2 separate regions of the Homo sapiens genome follow, and region 1 is linked to region 2. Evidence: chromatin loops called from intact Hi-C (ENCODE). Cell type or tissue: heart right ventricle. All regions are shown on one strand.

Region 1 (2,500 bases), 59 kb after region 2:
CGACAGAAGCAGAAGTTTGGAATGATACGGAGAAGGGGCCGTGAGCTAAGAATACAAAAGCTGAAAGAGGCAAGAAAACAGATTTTCCTCTGAAGCCTCCAGAGGGAATGCAGCTCTGAAGACACCTTAATTTTAGACTTCTGACCTCAAGCACACTGTTGTGTGTCAGACTTTTCTTACCTGGCTTAATCCAGTGGTAGACTTTAAAACATCCATCCCTCTCCTTATTAACTGCTCCCGCAATCCCTGATAGGTGGAAAATAAATTTGTGATAATTTGTTGAGACAGCCATAGGAACTTACTGCAATGATACACAAAATGACTCCAACCCACCCCCATGGAACATCCTGAGGGATCTTATAAAAGAGAAATTGTATCATTTTACTCTCCTGAATAAAACCTTTTATTAACTGATGAAGTCCCCAATTCTTATCATATACAATGCATGATAAAATCCACTCCTATACCTGTCTCTCCAGCCTCTGCTCAAACCACAGCCACCTCTGTAATCTGTAGTCACCCTAGACTTCCCAACATTATCTCCATTCTCTTTCAGTATGTCTCAGTCTCTGTCTCTCTATCTGTGATATGGTTTGGATATGTGTCTTTTCCAAATCTCCCTTCGAAATGGGATTCCCAATGTTGGAGGTAGGGCCTGGTGGGAGGTGACTGGATCATGGGGGCGAATCCCTCATGAATGGAAGAGCACCATCCCCTTGGTGATAAGTGAGTTCTTGCCCAGTTAGTTCACCTGAGAGCTGGTTGTTTGAAAGAGTTTGGGACATCCACCTTCTCTGTCTCTCTTGCTCCCACTCTCGCCATGCGATGTGTGATGCACCTGCTCCCCCTTTGCATTCTGCCATGATTCAAAGCTTCCTGAGTCCTCTCCAGGAGCAGATGCTGGTGCCGTGCTTTATATAAAGCCTGCAGAACTGTGAGCCAATTAAACCTATTTTCTTTACAAATTACCCAGCCTCAAGTGTTCCTTTATAGCAATTTAAAATGGATGAAAACAATCTGTTTCTGTCTCTGTCTCTGCCTTTCTATCTGTCTCTATGACTCACTCTGTCTCTCTATCTCTGTCTCCCTGTCTCTGTATCTCTATCCGTGGTCTATCTCTCTGTTTCTTTTCTCTCTCTCTGTTTCTGTTCTCTGTCTCTATGTCTATCTCTTTGTCTTTCTGTTTCTGTATATATCTCTGTCTCTATCTCTATATATCTGTCTATTTCTATCTCTGTCTCTGTCATTCCTCTCTGTTCTTCTATGTCTATCTTTGTCTCTGACTCTGTTTTTGTCTCTTCTTTCTCTGTCTCTCTCTCTTTGTGTCTGTTTCTGTTTCTCTCCATATCTCTGTCTGTCTCTCTCTCTCTCTGTTTCTCTGTCTCTGTCTCCACGTGTGGCTCTTTGTCTCTGAATCTCCATCTCCCTCTCCGTCTGTCTTGGAGGGCCATGCTGATCCCCAGGGCCACATTCACTTCCCTGCTACGTTCTCTCAGCATCTTGAACTTCCCTTTCACATAGTGCATCGTGTTCAATGTCTGTCCTTGAATGACTCTATAATCTTCATGACAAAGCAACTGGTGCCTGACTCAGTATTTGCTCAACAAATTTGGGGAGGAGTACATTATTAATTTGACTGTACCTCACAACATTTTTAGAGCTATCCATGATCTCTTAGTGACTGCTCTACCCACTCTCCTCTGTTTACAAGCAAATAACTGGAGCTCCCAGTGGGGAAAAAATTTGCTAATGTCTCACAGCTGGTTAATGAAAGCACTCTTTTCTGGCCCAGCAATCTTTCCACTTATCACACAACAGCTGGGTGTTGCTTGTTGACAACTTACCCAAGAGGAGGTGAAAGGTTCTAGAAGGAAGAATGCAGTACGGTCTGAAAACCCTTGCTCCACTGTTTGGCGACTCTGATTTCCTGTTTTCAAGGAAATCATGCTACTTCAGCTATCCCATGAATCCTGTGGCTTGGAAAACTTCTTCTCATCATAATTATCATGCCTCAAATGGAAGAAACCATAAGAGAATATACGGACTGGCAGTTTTCAAATTGTGTTCCAGGGATCCCAGGCCTGCTCTGAGAGGTGAGGAGGAAGTGAACTTCTGGGCTTTGGCGCCCTGCTTCCTGCTCAACCGAGGGAGCTCTTCTTTCATATGTTTTATATTTTTGGTTTCCATGTAAGCTTACATGGGAAAAGAAAGGCTCTACAGCTGAATAATGCTTATAATCCACAAATTTAATATAATCCTCTAATTTTGTAAGTGAGAAAATGAAAGCCCAGAGAAAGGAAGCAATTTGCAAGATGGTGGCAGAGCTAGGATTCACACCGACTGCTCCTGAATCCTCATGTCCTGACCATAATCTTTCCTCTCTATGAAGAATTCCTTCATATTATCTCACCCACCATGAAAGTAAAGGAGAAGAACATTGCAGAGATCTGGCTCTTGTTAACATCCCACTGCCAGTGAAGTTAGTCTCCAGACCTTTCTC
Region 2 (2,500 bases):
CAAGGAGTCTGAAGTATCACAGCGTGTGGGAAGGTGGGAACCAGGATACCCATTCATTTCCAACTGAGATACAGAGAAGTGAGTCACAGAATTTGAGCCCTGCTCTCCTGACTGCCCAGCCAAGGACACTGATTTCTATAGCCCCTTTACTTAACTCTGCCTCTTAAGCATTAAAACGTTCTTCTAAACCTCTGAGTGTTTTGTGGGTTCTGAGTGTTTTGTACGTTTTAGCCAAGTTAACCACTTGTCTGCAAATACTGACTTTCCTATGAATTCTTTGAAGATTATTGAGTCAGAAAGGAAAAATACAGCCCCAAATTCCCAGACTTTTAATGCATTAACTGCCTATTGAAATGAGAAGTTCTTCACAAACTTATATTCCCACTAACAAGATCGCACATAAATATGCATTAAAGTATGTACTAAGAAACCCTCTGTCCAACGGCTCATGCATATGAAGTCCGAACATGGGAGTTTGCCAGTTGCATTCATCAAGTCGTTTTGCGGAGTCAGATCCCTGATGGAAGAGCTCACAGGCTCTGCCTTCCAAGTCCTGGGTCCCTAACTGGTAACCTTAGGCTAGGGTCTGTGGGGAGACCAACCCTGGCTTCCAAGAAAACCACATTCCATGGACTATCAGAAATAGACACAGATTTGGGTGACAAAGGAGGCTCTGCATTTACATTTTATTTTTGTGTTCTTGTCAGTTTTGAGATGATTAACATTAAACATTTATTTGAGAAACAACAGGCAGAAGCAACAATTCAAACATACTTCATATTGTAGTCAGGCGAAGGAACCTTTAAAAATGAACATTCACAATTTTAACGATGGTTTTTCTCCCACATGTTCACTTACTTATTTTCCCAGCCATATTGTCTGTTCCGTTAGGTGAAGAGTCTAACCAGGTCAAATGTGTGGGTGAGAACAATGTGGAAGATATATTTTTTAAGTGGGTGCTGAAGGGACTTTTCCCGCATCCAGTGGTAGGGCTTGTGGTTGCCCTCAGGAAGACAACCCAAATCCCTCACAGAATAGGTGCACTAATCTACAAAAGGCGGAAGGTTAACAACAGCAACAATTTTGTGGTTGTTCATTTGCCATTTATTGTTCTGCACAGACACCTCATGAACACCAGGTGGCGATGTCCTCTCTCAGAGCAACACCAAAGACTTCAAAACACTCCAGTTACAAACCGAACAATTCACATTAGGACATTCACCTGCCTCTCCCAGAACCCCCAATCTAATGCCGGGGACCACAGAGAAGGAAAGGGGTCAGGGGTTCTTTCTTGTACCACATGCGCATTCCCCCAATTCTCTCATGCATACAATAGTGCATCACCAAGACGAGTACTTTTGACCAAGTATAAAACCACACAGACAACCAAATTTAACAAAAAGCGGAAGAGAATGAAAACACAAAGGCACCCACAGCCACGTATACACAATTAACCTTTTAGGGGATGGGCACCTGACGAGGTTTGTCTCCACTTACATTTGCCATCCCTGGAGACTCTGGAAGGGAGAAACTAGGCTGCTGGTGCTAAGACCATGAAAGGGAAGGCATGGAATCCCCTACTTGGGCCAGGAGAGCACAGCAGGGCTTCTGGTGGGAAAACACCCTGTGTCAAGGTAGTAGATGCACAGGGCTCAGCTGGCAGGGTTCTCACTGAAATCTAGACTGCACCTTTCCAGGTTGGCACAAGAGAAAGGGCAGAGGAATGCTCCCCGCCTTGCTGGGCGTAGTGTTAGAAAGGAAATTCAAGATCCCTACTGCCCAGAAAGCCACACAAGAACAGCACGAGGAGGAGGAAATCTCACTGGACATCTGCAGAGAGGACAAGAAATGGGGCACCCACACAATCAAAACCCCAGGGGAAAAGGCTTGAAGGTATGAAAACGACCTCTCCAAGTGGTATTGCCACAGGCACAGCGGCTCCCTTTCCATCTTGAGTCCTCTTCCTTCTGCTCCTGGCCACCCCTTTCCCCACCTATACTTTCTTCTCCCTGACGTGGGGAAATTGATCTCTCCCCAGTGCCTAATTCCATTGTGAAAGTCCGTCTTCTTTTCTTCCCCACCTCCTACTGCCTCACTGTGTCTTTCTCCCCAAGAACCCTCAGCCTATTTCTTCACCCCTCTGTGGCCATCTTTCTGTGGCCTAGAAGTCCAGCAGATACTTGACCAGGTTGCTAAAGGCAGAGATGGCATGAGACTCTCCAAATTATATCTGGTAACCTGGCAATGGGCATCGGTGTGACATTAAATATCGCAGGGATGGCTCTTTTATTTAACTCAGGTGTTTCCTTGCTGAGTGTGGGAGGAAATTGCCCTGTGGTTCAGTAAGCTCGAGACCATTATCACTCTGGAGGTACTTAGGCAGTCCAAAGCAAATAATTATCTCATTGATTAGTACTTTTATTACCTCAGAGGCTTTCTCTGTCTGGCATGGGAATACTTCTACCCACTTACTGAAGGTATCCACCCATACGAAGAGATG

Evidence for each region. Peaks named below come from ENCODE experiments on the same cell type or tissue, not always from the same donor. Only the 100,000 strongest peaks of a DNase experiment are listed, where the experiment ranks them.
Region 1: a loop joins it to region 2, with 2.7 times the contacts of the local background. A loop is called at or near these places in 14 of 110 quality-filtered maps.

The regions. Positions count from the first base shown.
Region 1 is chr11:59,223,872-59,226,371 of GRCh38, reverse strand. No RefSeq gene overlaps it. Among named protein-coding and RNA genes, the nearest start is that of MPEG1, 12 kb to the right of the region's middle. In heart right ventricle, no CTCF peak of the experiment used is centred here; DNase peaks (open chromatin) are centred at 1,458 and 1,848; H3K27ac peaks cover 1,658 bases.
Region 2 is chr11:59,283,355-59,285,854 of GRCh38, reverse strand. No RefSeq gene overlaps it. Among named protein-coding and RNA genes, the nearest start is that of MPEG1, 72 kb to the right of the region's middle. In heart right ventricle, CTCF peaks have their summits at 929 and 1,128 (motif pointing right); a DNase peak (open chromatin) is centred at 1,164.